Regions from separate parts of the Homo sapiens genome. Here region 2 is linked to region 1. Evidence: read pairs that join two places in POLR2A ChIA-PET (ENCODE). Cell type or tissue: HepG2. All regions are shown on one strand. Links, peaks and the distances in the headings refer to the core of each region. The heading gives the core; the rest is flanking DNA. Region 1 has its middle 22 kb from the start of FBXO27. Region 2 overlaps FBXO17 (F-box protein 17).

What was found. ChIA-PET counts read pairs that join two places held together with the same protein. Peaks named below come from ENCODE experiments on the same cell type or tissue, not always from the same donor. Only the 100,000 strongest peaks of a DNase experiment are listed, where the experiment ranks them.
Region 2: POLR2A ChIA-PET joins it to region 1 with 5 read pairs; 7 of 35 experiments call an interaction of 5 or more read pairs at or near these places.

What each region holds. Positions count from the first base shown.
Region 1 is chr19:39,051,517-39,057,883 of GRCh38, reverse strand. No RefSeq gene overlaps it. Among named protein-coding and RNA genes, the nearest start is that of FBXO27, 22 kb to the right of the region's middle. RefSeq lists an enhancer at 5,361-5,410. In HepG2, for the core only: a CTCF peak has its summit at 5,438 (motif pointing left); DNase peaks (open chromatin) are centred at 3,923 and 5,443.
Region 2 is chr19:38,965,499-38,971,865 of GRCh38, reverse strand. The region is part of intron 1 of FBXO17 (F-box protein 17); the gene reads left to right. Among named protein-coding and RNA genes, the nearest start is that of FBXO17, 7.1 kb to the left of the region's middle. RefSeq lists a silencer at 1,553-1,763. In HepG2, for the core only: no CTCF peak of the experiment used is centred there; no DNase peak of the experiment used is centred there.

The DNA.
Region 1 (6,367 bases), core at 1,589-5,588:
TTTCCCAATGTAAGATTTCACCGTGGTCAGCTGGCCTCATGACTTACATTCCTAAAGGAAATGCATTATCTGACCATTTACTTCCTTCTTTTGTGGCTTTCAGTCCACACCTCTGAAGTCTTGGGGTGTAGCCATCATCTAACTTGTAGGTGTCCTCCCTCATTCCTTCTTCCATGTCATTCTGGAAACCACAGACTCTTACTACAAACCTTAGATCTGTGATCCTCTTTTTTCTACACTTTTTCAGAACATCCTCCTCCCCTTGCACCCCATTGGCCAGAACTAGGTTGGATGCCCATTCCTGAACAAGTCACACCACAGAAGATTAGACTCATTGGATGAATCAGGATGAACGCCGGGGGCTGGGTTAGGCCTCTGCCCTCTTGGGTCCTTACCGGAGAAAGGGTTGAGTGGGAGTAGAGGGTCTTCCCCAGTGTCCACTGCTCTTAGATCTGGGGGTCATGTCCATGGTTTTCCCACATACTGGTCTGCTTCAGTGAGTCCCCACTGGGGTGGACTCCCCAATACCAGTCCACCACCTGGCTGGTGAGCTACCAGGAGACTTTGCTCTGTACTTAAGGCTCCCCTTGTTGGCTGGGTGTGGTGGCTCATGCCTGTAATCCCAGCACTCTGGGAGGCTGAGGTGGGAGGATGGCTTGAGGCCAGGAGTTCAAGACCAGCCTGGGCAAAATAGAAAGACCCCATCTCTACAAAATAATAATAATAATTTTGTAAAAGTCGGCCGGGTGCGGTGGCTCACGCCTGTAATCTCAGCACTTTGGGAAGCCGAGGCGGGAAGATCACCTGAGGTCAGGAGTTCAAGACCAACCTGGCCAATGTGGTGAAACCTTGTCTCTACTAAAAATACAAAAAATTAGCTGGACGTGGTGGCATGTGCATGTAATCCCAGCTACTCGGGAGGCTAAGGCAGGAGAATCACTTGAACCTGGTGGGGGCAGAGGTTGCAGTGAGCCAAGATTGTGCCACTGCACTCCAGCCTGGGCAACAGAGTTAGACTCCATCTTAAAAAAAAAAAAAAAATTGGAAAAACCTACCCGGGGGTGGTGGCGTGCACCTGTGGTCCCAGCTACTCAGGAGGCTGAGGGAGAAGGATTGCTTGGGCCCAGGCGGTCGAAGCTGCAGTGAGCCATGATCGCGCCACTGTACTCCACTCTGAGTGACAGAGCGAGACCTTGTCTCAAAAAAAAAAAAAAAAAAGGGATAAGAACAAGCAGCCAGGCACAGTGGCTCACGCCTATTATCCCAGCACTTTGGGAGGCCGAGGTGGGCGGATCACCTGAGGTCAGGAGTTCCAGACCAGCCTGGAAAGCATGGTGAAACCCCATCTCTACTAAAAATACAAAAATTAGCTGGGCGTGGTGGCGGGCGCCTGTAATCCCAACTACTCAGGAGGCTGAGGTAGGAGAATCACTTGAACCCAGGAGGCGGAGGTTACAGTGAGCAGAGATCGTGCCACTGCACTCCAGCCTGGGTGACAGAGAGAGACTCTATCAAAAAAAAAAAGAACAAGGAAGTGGGGAGCCTGGACTGACAATGGCCACCGTCCTTGCTCAACAGGGAGACCAGTGCAGAATGGACCTGACCCTGTAAATGACAGGTGACGACAGGTCACAGTATAAGTCACCATTTTGTCTCTGCATGTTGTGAACTACCAGTGCCCCCTTAACCATGGCAACAGGGTTGATGATGCTCTTAAGCCCTGTAGATTAGAGAACCAGCTGCAGATGAGCTTCCCTGAGGCTCTGTTCTCCTAGAACCACCATCAGTCAGGACCTGATTATCAGTAGGCTGAATAACGACCCCCAAATATATTCAGGTATGCGATGGTCTCAATGTTTGTATCCCCTCTGAAATTCACATACTGAGGCCAAGAGCAGTGGCTCACGCCTGTAATCCCAGCACCTTGGGAGGGCAAGGCAGGAGGATCGCCTGAGCCCAGGAATTCAAGGTCAGCCTGGCTAACATAGTAAGATCCCTATCTCTACAAAAAAATTAGCCAGGCATGGTGGGATGCACCTGAAGTCCCAGACACTTGGGAGGCTGTGGTGGGAAGATTACTTGAGCCTGGGAGGTTGAGGTTGCAGTGATCTGTGACTCCAGCCTGGGCAACAGAGAGAGACCCTGTCTCTAGAAAAAACCCCCAAAATTCATATATGGAAATCCCAACCCCCAAGGTGATGGTATTAGGAGGTGGGACCTGCGGGAGGTGATTGGGTCAAGAGGGCAAAGTACACATGAATAGGATTAGTGCCCTTATAAAACAGGCCATAGAGAGAGCCCTTGCCTCTTCCACTCTGTAAGAACACAGGGAGAAGACCTCCTCTATGAGGAAGCAGGGCCCTTATCAGACAGCGAATCTGCCAGCACCTTGATCTTGAATGTCCCAGGCTTTACTACTGTGAGAAATAAATTTTTTAAACCTCCCAGTTTATGGTATTTTGTTCTAGCAGCCTGAATAGACTAAGACAGCAACCCAATCCCTGGAACCTATAAATGTTATGTTATACAAAAGAAGCGTCTTTGCAGATGTAAATTAATGATTTTTTTTTTTTTTTTTGGAGATGGAGTCTCGCTCTGTCGCCCAGGATGGAGTGCAATGGCACAATCTCAGCTCACAGCAACCTCCACCTCCCAGGTTCCAGCAATTCTCCTGCCTCAGCCTCCCAAGTAGCTGGGATTACAGGCACGCACCACCACACCTGGCTAATTTTGGTATTTTTAGTAGAAACAGGGATTCGTCATGTTGGCCAGGCTGGTCTCGAACTCCTAACCTCAGGTGATCCATCTGTCTCGGCCCACCAAAGTGCTGGGATTACAGGCATGAGCCACCGCGCCTGGCCAAGTTAATGGTTTTGAGATGAGATTATCCTGGACTACCTGGTAAGCCATATATGCTGTCACAAGTGTCCTTATAAATTAGAGGCAGAGGGAGGTTGCACACAGAAGAGGAGAAGGCAAAATCACTCCAGAGGCAGAGATTGGAGTGATGCAGCCACAAGCCAAGGAATGCTGGCAGCCTCCAGAAGCCAGGAGAGGCAATGAATGGCTCCCCCGAGCCTCCAGAAGGCAGGCAGTCCTTCCGCTCCTTTGACTCCAGCCCAGTGAAACTGATTTTAGACTCTGGCCTCCAGAGCAGCAAGAGAATAAATGTGTTTGAAGGCACCAAGTTTGTGGTAATTCGTTACAGCAGCAATGGGAAACTAATAAAGGACTCCAGCAGAGAGGCTGAGCTGACCAGCCCTCCTGGAGCCTGCGTACAGTAACAGGGAAGGTGGCCATGGCCAGTGGCTGGATGAGTGGGATGGTGAGAGGAAGCTGTGAAGTCTATGGAAGGTTTCCAAGAAAATCAGAGTAGGCAAAGGGGGTAAAAAGGGCAGTGTGGTGGCCAGGTGTGGTGGCTCACACCTGCAATCCCAGCACTTTGGGAGACTGCGGTGGGATGATCACTTGAGGCCAGGAGTTTGAGACCAGACTGGGCAACATAGTGAAACCCCATCTCTATTAAAAATTACAATTATAAGTGCTGGGTGTGCACCTATAGTCCCAGCTACTTGGGAGGTTGAATCAGGAGGAATCCCTTGAGCCTAGCAGTTCAAAGTTGCAGTGAGCTATGATCACGCCACTGCACTCCAGCCTGGGCAACAGAGCTAGATCCTATCTCAAAAAATAAAAATAAAAATAAAAAATTAGGAGTTCAAAAAAAGGCAGGGTGGTTAAAGTATTAAAGGCAGTGGTCAGGGGAAGCCTGGCTGGGAAGGCAAGATTTGAGCAAACATTGGAAGGAGGGTAGGGAGTGACCTATGGGGAGGGGCAGCCAAGCAAAGTCCCCGTGGTGGGAACAGAATAATAAGCAGTGGCCAGGCTGGGTGAGCAAGGAGGCTGTGGGAGGCCACAGAGTCAGAGTGGGGCGGGGCAGATCATGTGAGGCCTGGTGGGCCGTAGGGGAGGACTTTGCCCTTTACTCAGGGCAGGATGGCACCCCGGGAGGGTTCTGGGCGGAGGAGTGACACAGGTGTTCACAGTCTCCCTGTGGCTGTGGAACAGATTGCGAGGGTGGGGTGGGAAGGAGCAGGGAGTCTGTGGATGGGAGTGATGGTCCAGATGGAGACAGGGGTGGATGGGGCCAGGGTGGTGGCCATGGTCGGGCGAGAAAGGGCAGGTGCTGTGCAGATTTTGTGCACCTGGAGCTGCCTGGGTTTGCTGAGAGGTTGGGCGTGGGCGTAAGAGATGGACTCAGCCTGGGTACCACAGGATGGAGCTGCCTGGTACTGCCCAGGGCACAGGCCACAGTGAGGCTGCCCGTGCCAGCCCTGTGGGGGCCGTGCTGCCTTCTGGTTCCTGATTGTGAGCCAGGATGCAGCACGGTGTCCTGGATATGGACAGGCTGACGATGACTGTTTCCCACTGTCCCCAGGTGGATGGCAATTTCCCAGCCTCTCCCACAGGCCTTTGTATGGGGACCAAGCAGGGCCGGCGGCACCTGGGCCAGGTGGGGCTGTGGCCAGCTGGGTTAGAGCAAGGCACAGAGGCAGGAATGGATGGGAATGAGGCCCTATGGCCCCTTGGGCGCAGGCGGGAAGCCCCCCAGTACCCTGACTCCTGGAAGGAGGAGGCAAGTGGGCAGAGGGAGGCTCGGAAAAGCCCGGCCTAGGGCAGAAAGGGGTTGAGGTGGTTCTGTGAGCCTAAAGTGGGCCTGGACTCAGAGCACACTAAAATCTGCCACCTCCTCCATCTAAGGCCTCGGCAAGGTCTTTCTGAGCCTCCCTTTGTTCCCCCTAAATGGGATCAAAATGCTCATTGTTGATGAGACTAAATGAAGTCATTTATGAAAATGTTCAGCAGCATCAGTGCTTTACAACCTCACGTGGAACTGGGGCAGGCGGTGTCGCCCGGGGGTTACGAGGGAAATGGTTTCACATCCTTGCTCGGTGCCTGTGGGCTTTTCTGAGCCTCAGTTTCCCCAAAATGAAGCCCTGATTTTCCTATTCCTTCCCCCAGTCCTGCACCATTCCCCTTCCCAATAAATGGCAACATGACTGGAAACCTTGGAGAAATCCAAGTCTGGAAATGCTGGACTTTGCTGTTTCTCTCACACCCACCAGGAGCATCCTTGGACCAGGCAAGTGGGCATCCTACACTGTGTGGCACTTTCCTCTAAGTCCCTCTCCAGCAGCTGGGGCCAGCCAAGCCACAGTGCTCTCAGGGCAGGGTACTCCCAGTTCAGACCAAGACCTGTGTGGGCCTGTCCCGTTTCTCCCCTTTAGGGTGCTCTGCAGAGATCTAGTTCCACCTCCACCAACGACCCCGTGTGCATAGGTTCAGCTGGAAACTACCAGGAACTCTAGGACTCTTGCCCTGTGGCGTGGTCCTGGGGCCCTGTGGCTGGACCCCAGTTCCAGGACTGCTGCCTGGCAAGCACATGGCGCCCCCTGGCGGCCACCAGAATGGTGCTGCCACGAAGCTTCTGGACGTACCCTGGGCACAGGACACATTCAGGACACTGGGTCATCAATGGTCCATGACCACCTCTTAGCGTGGAGCCAGGTAGATGGGTCCATGTATCAACTTTCTTTTTTCTTTTTTTTGAGACAGAGTCTCGCTCTGTCACCCAGGCTGGAGTGCAGTGGCGCGATCTCGGCTCACTGCAACCTCTTCCTCCAGGGTTTAAGCGATTCTCCTGCCTCAGCCTCCCAAGTAGTTGGGATTACAGGTGCTTGCCACCATGCCCAGCTAATTTTTGTGTTTTCAGTAGAGACAGGTTTTTGCCACATTGGCCAGGCTGATCTCAAACTCCTGGCTTCCAGCGATCCACCTGCCTCGACCTCCCAAAGTGCTGGGATTACAGGCATGAGCCAGCATGCCCAGCCAAAATACAGATTATATACACGTAGGATGTCATCTGGTACTTCATATCTAAACGGCCTATCATCTCAGAATTGTACTTTCCCCAGTGTTTAGACTGAGGCTAGTTACTTAGTAAACTTGGATTTACAATAAGGCAATGCCCCTTTATTTTATTTTATTTTATTTATTATTGTTATTTCTTTTGAGACAGAGTCTCACTTTGTTGCCCAGGCTGGAGTGCAGCAGCCTGATCTCCACCCACTGCAACCTCTGCCTCCCGGGCTCAAGCAGTCCTCCTGCCTCAGCCTCCCCCAGTAGCTGGGATCACAGATGTGTGCCACCATGCCCAGCTAATTTTTGTATTTTTCTGTAAAGATAGGATTTTACCATGTTGCCCAGGCTGATCTTGAACTCCTGAGCTCAAGCGATCTGCTTGCCTTGGCCTCCCAAAGTACTGGGATTACAGGCGTGAGCCACCGTCCCTGGCAGGCAATGTCCTTTT
Region 2 (6,367 bases), core at 865-4,864, 85 kb after region 1:
CCTGTTCACCTATGACTAACACTGTCAACATAACTGCTGCAGCTGGGCCCTTTTTCTTTTCTTCTTTTTTTTTTTTTAATTGGCACAGGGTTTCACTCTCACCCAGGCTGGAGTGCAGTGGCACAGTCTTGGCTCACTGCAGCCTCAACTTCCTGGGCTCAAGTGATCCTCCCACTTCAGCCTCCCGAGTAGCTGGGACCACAAGTGCACACCACCATGCCTGGCTAATTGTTAAATTTTGTTTGTAGAGACAGGGGTCTCACTATGTTACCCAAGCTGGTCTTAAACTCTTGGGCTCAAGCCATCCTCCTGCCTTGGCCTCTCAAAGTGCTGGGATTACAAGCGTGAGCCACAGCACCCAGTCACCACCCATTTTTCTAGGGATAGATTTGGAACTTGGTATTTTCTTTTTCCTTTTGCAAATTCAACGAATGATCGTGCCAGAGGTTCAGTTTTTGTCCTGCTGTGTTTCGCCTTGTTTTTTCCTAAGCGTGTCTGTCCTTATCCCACATTCTTCTAGTCTCTGATGGCAGCATATGGAGGTGCCCACGTGGACTCCTCCAATCCCATAGCTGGGTGTTTGCTGCTAATCATAGTAACTCCTCACAGTGGCAGCAAACATTTGTCGAGGGCCAGACCCTGATCTCATGAAATTTCCCTACAACCGTGAGGGGCAGGGGTTATTAGAGGTCCATCATCTCTGATCCAAAGCTCTTGGGGCCAGATGCATTTGGGAGTCTAGACTTTGAATTTTTTTTTTTTTTTTTTGAGATGGACTCTCCTTTGTCACCCAGGCTGGAGTGCAGTGTTGTGATCTTGGCTGACTGCCACCTCCACCTCCCAGGTTCAAGCCATTCTCCTGCCTCAGCCTCCCAAGTAGCTGTGATTATAGGCATGCACCACCACACCCAGCTCATTTTTGTATTTTAGTAGAGATGGGTTTCACTATGTTGACCAGGCTGGTCTCGAACTCCTGACCTCAAGTGATCTGCCTGCCTTGACCTCCCAAAGTGCTGGGATTATAGGCGTGAGTCACCATGCCCAGCCTAGACTTTGAATATTAAGCAAGTCATACGGAGCCCATTTGGTATGTTACATAAGTCCCCTAGTAGGGCTGAGGAGCATTTGTGTAATCAAACACTAATAGGCCTTCAGTGAAATGCACGTTCATTCTCAGGGGAGTAACTAAAGACTATACAAAACCTCATGACAGCTCAAGTCAGCTCCTGCCACCAAATGGGTCTGGGAAAAACTGTTGGTTTTCTGAGCTTTTGAACATGTAGATTGTGGATGACAGATGTGGACCTGCATATTTCCCATCTTGCAGAGGGGACATCCTCACACACGAAGAGAGAAAGGGCCAGCCGTGGTGGCTCACGCCTATAATCCCAGCACTTTGGGAGGCTGAGGTGGGCAGATCATTTGAGGTCAGGAGTTCTAGACCAGCCTGGCCAACATGGTGAAACCCCATCTCTACTAAAAACACAAAAATTAGCCAGGCATGGTGGTGTGTGCCTGTGGTCCCAGGTCCAGAAGAGGCTGAGTCAGGAGGATCGATTTAGTCCAGAAATTGGAGGCTGCAGTGAGCTATGATCGTGGCCATGCACTCCAGCCTGGGCAACACAGTGAGACCCTGTCTCAAAAAAAAATTTTTTTTTTTTTTTGCTTTTGATAATCATTCATGTTCTGGGTACTTGTGGCTTATTCCTTATTTTGTATTTGTATTATTTATAATATTTGTATTTGCAATATTTGTATTATTGTGCTATATAGTAGTCCATCTTATCTTATTAATGACTTATTTGTATGTGCTACAGTGGACAGGCATCTGGGACTTTTCCAATCTGAAGCTGTTAGGAACACCACCACCATGAATATTCTTGTATGTGTTTTCTGGCTCTGGGGTGGAGTTGCTGGGTCATGGGGCAGGCACATTTTCATTTTTACTTCAGTAAAAAATGTCCAGTGGGCCAGGCACAATGGCTCATGCCTATAATCCCAGCACTTCGGGAAGCCAAGGCAGGAGGATCACTTGAGCTCAGGAGGTTGAGACCAGCCTGGCCAACGTGGTGAAACCCTGTCTCTACTAAAAATACAAAAATTAGCAGAGCATGGTGGCAGAGTAGCTGTAATCCCAGCTACCTGGGAGTCTGAGGCACAAGAATCACTTGAACCCAGAAGGTGGAGGTTGCAGTGAGTCGAGATCATGCCACTGCACTCCAGCCTGGGCGATAGAGTGAGATTCAGTCTCAAAAAAAAAAAAAAAAAAAAAAAAAAGCCCAGTGGTTTCCAAAGTGATTCCAAATGGATTCCACCAGGAATGTATGGGAGTTCTCTTTGATAGTATTTTTAGTGAATTGCAGTAACATTGCACTGTTTTGTGTTTGCTCATTTTCTTTTTTCTTTTCTTTCTTTTTTTTTTTTTTTGGAGATGGAGTCTCTGTCACCCAGGCTGGAGTGCAGTGGCGGGATCTTGGCTCACTGTAGCCTCAACTTCTGGGCTCAAGCGATCCTCCCACCTCAGCCTCTCTAATAACTGGGACTACACACACACGCCACCATGCCCTGCTAATTTTTTTGTAGAGACGGGGGTCTCACTATGTTGCCCAGGCTCGTCTTGAACTCGTGGGCTCAAGCGATCATCCCACCTTAGCCTCCCAAAGTGCTGGGATTACAGGTGTGAGCCATCGCACCCAGCTGTACATTTGCTTTTACATTGTCAAGGTGGAAACATCTACAGTCTGTTCTGTTTCCATATTTAAGCCCTACATGCTTTAATTGCAAAGTTTGCTGTGTTTTTTTAATCAGCTTTTTTGAGGTGTAATTTACATACCAAAAAATTCAGCCCTGTTAAAGTGGACAACTTTGTGGCTTTTAGTGACTTTACAGAGTTGTGCAACCATCACCACCGTAACAAAGCATGTTCATCACCCCCAAAATATCCCTTGTGCCTATTTGTAGTCACTCTGTTCCCAGCCTAGCCCAAGGCAACTACTAATCTACTTTCTGATCAAAAAGATTTGTCTTTTCTGGTCATTTCATAGAAGCACATCATATAATATGTGTCCTTTTGCATCTGGCCTCTTTCATGTAGCATATTGCTTTGGAGTTTATTCATACTATAGCATGTTTATTCCTTTTTACTGCTTAAAAATATTCTATTTTGTGGACATGGCACATTTTATATATCCATTCATCAGCTAATAGACATTTGGAGTGTTTCCAAATGTATAAAGCTGCTATGAACATTAGCATATGAGAGTTTGCATGGAGGTAGAAGGTGTATTTTCATTTCTCTTGGGTAGATAATCTAGTCGTAGAATTGCTAGGTTTCATATAAGTTTATGTTTAACTTTTTTTTTAATTTTTTTTTTTTTTTAGAGACAGGCTCTTATTCTGTCTCCCAAGCTGGAGGGTGGTGGCGCATTCATAGCTCACTGCAGCCTGGAACTCCTGGACTCAGGGGATCCTCCTACCTCGGCCTCCCAAAGTGCTGACATTACAGGCATGAGCCACTGCACCCAGCCATGTTCAACTTTTTTTTTTGGAGACAGAGTCTTGCTCTGTTGCCCAGGCTAGAGTGCAGTGGTACAGTCTTGGCTCACTGCAACCTCCACCTCCCAGGTTCAAGTGATTCTCCTGCCTTAGCCTCCCGAGTATCTGGGATTACAGGCGCCTACCACCATACCCGGCTAGTTTTTGTGTTTTTAGTAGAGACAGGGTTTCACCATGTTGGCCAGGCTGGTCTCGAACTCTTGACCTCAGGACTCCCAAAGTGCTGGGATTACAGGTATGAGCCACCGAGCCTGGCCTCAACTTTTAAAGAAACTGCCTAATGGTTTTCCAGGTTAGCTGTACATCTTACATCCCCACCAGCGATGCCTGAGGGTTCCAGTTTCTTTATATCCTCGACTACACCTGTCAGTATCGTCAGTTTGAGTAATAGCCAGGGTAGTGGGTATGAAGTGGTGTCTCATTGTGAATTTAATTGGCATTTCCCAGCTGGGCATGGTGGCTCATGCCCATAATCCCAGCACTTTGAGAGGTCAAGGAAGGAGGATCCCTTGATCCCAGGAGTTCAAGACCAGCCTGGGCAATATAGGAAGACCCATCTCTATAGAAAATTCAACAATTAGCTGAATGTGGTGGTGGGTGCATCTGTAGTCCCAGCTACTTGGGAGGCTGAAATGGGAGACTCACTTGAGCCCAGGAGGTTGAGGCTGCAGTGAGCCAAGATCGTGCCACTGCACTCCAGCCTGAGCAACAGAGAAGACCATATCTCAAAAAAAAAAAAAAATTGCATTTTCCTAATGACTAATGAAGTGGAGCATCATTTCATGTGCTCATTACTCATTTGTATATGTTCTTTGGTGAAATGTCTACTCAAATCTTTTGTCTTTCTTTCTTTTTTATTTTTATTTTTTTGAGATGGAGTTTCACTCTTGTTGCCCAGGCTGGAGTGCGATGGCGTGATCTCAGCTCACTGCAACCTCTGCCTCCCAGGTTCAAGCGATTCTCCGGCCTCAGCCTCTTGTGTAGCTAGGATTACAGGCTAATTTTTTGTATTTTTAGTAGAGACAGGGTTTCACCATGTTGGCCAGGCTGGTCTTGAACTCCTGACCTCAGGTGATCCACCTGCCTCAGCCTCCCAAAGTGCTGGGATTACAGGCGTGAGCCACTGTGCCCGGCCTTTTGTCCATTTTTTAACTGGTTTATCTCATTGAGTTTTATGAGTTATTTATATATTCTATACACAAGTGCTTTATCAGATATATAATGTGCAAGTACAAAAGTTTTAACTTATGATAATGTCTAATTTATCCAGTTTTTCTTTTATGAATCATAGTTTTTGGTGTTGGATCTAAAAAATCTCTGCTTAACACAAGATCATGAGATTTTCTCCTGTTTTCTTCTCAAAGTTTTATAGTTTTAACTCTTAAATTTAGATGTATGATTAATTTCATGTTGATTCTGGTATGAGGTAATAGTCTAAATTCATCTTTTTGCATATAGATTTCCAGTTGTCCCAGCACCATTTGTTGAAAAGAGTCTTTTTCCCAAGAAAACCCGTAAGTAAAGCCAATGTAAAGAGAATGCCCCTAGCCTCCAGGTCAAAAGGATTCCTTTTTTGTGAACTTTATCAAATAGCTGTAACACAGATACAGTTTTATGTTTTTCCTAGAATTTCTCATAGCTTTAATTTTTCCATTTTGAAAGAGGCGTTTTTCTGTTAGTAACTCATCCAATCCATTTCTTTGGATTTCTTTTTCTTCTTGTAGACATTCTTCCTTTTATAGTATCCTGTTCTTACTCTGTTTAGAACATCTTTGCAAATCTAAGTGTTCCCAGGACTAGCTACATAATTTGCATGGCCCATTGCAAAATGAAAATGCAAGGTCCCTTGTTCAGAAATAATTAAGAATGTTGAGGCCAGGCTCGGTGGCTGAGGCCTGTAATCCTAGCACTTTGGGAGGCTGAGACGGGAGAATCATTTGAGGCCAGGAGTTTGAGACCAACCTGGGCAACATAGTGAGACCCCATCTCCACACACACACACACACACACACACACAAAATTTTTAATTTAAGAGAATGTTGGCCGGGCATGGTGGCTCATGCCTGTAATCCCAGCACTTTGGGAAGCCGAGGTGGGTGGATCACCTGAGGTCAGGAGTTCGAGACCAGCCTGACTAACATGGTGAAACCCTGTCTCAACTAAAAATACAAAAATTAGCCGGGCGTGGTAGTGCGCACCTGTAGTCCCAGCTACTCGGAAGGCTGAGACAGGAGAATCGCTTGAACCCAGAAGTGGAGGTTGCAGTGAGCCAAGATCACGCCACTGCACTCCTGCCTGGGTGACAGAGTAAGACTCCATCTCAAAAAATAAATAAATAAATAAAAATAAATAAATAAAAAGAATGTTGAGGCTGGGAGCAACGGCTCATGCCTGTAATTCCAGCATTTTGAGAGGCTGAGGTGGGCAGATTGCCTGGGGTCAGGAGTTCAAGACCAGCCTGCCCAACATGGTGAAACCCCGTCTCTACTAAAAATATAAAAATTAGCTGGGAATGGTGGCTCATGCCTGTAATCCCAGCACTTTGGGAGGCTGAGGTGGGTGGATCACCTGAGGTCAGGAGTTCAAGACCAGCCTGGCCAACATGGCGAAACCTCGTCTCTACTAAAAATACAAAAATTAGCCTGGCTTGGTGGTTCGTGCCTGTAATCCCAGCTACTCAGGAGGCTGAGGCTGGAGAACCGCTTGAACCCAGGAGGTGGAGATTGCAGTGAGCTGAGATCATTCTGTTGCACTCCAGCCTGGGCAACAAGAGCAAAACTCCATCTCAAAAATAAATAAAAATAAAAATACT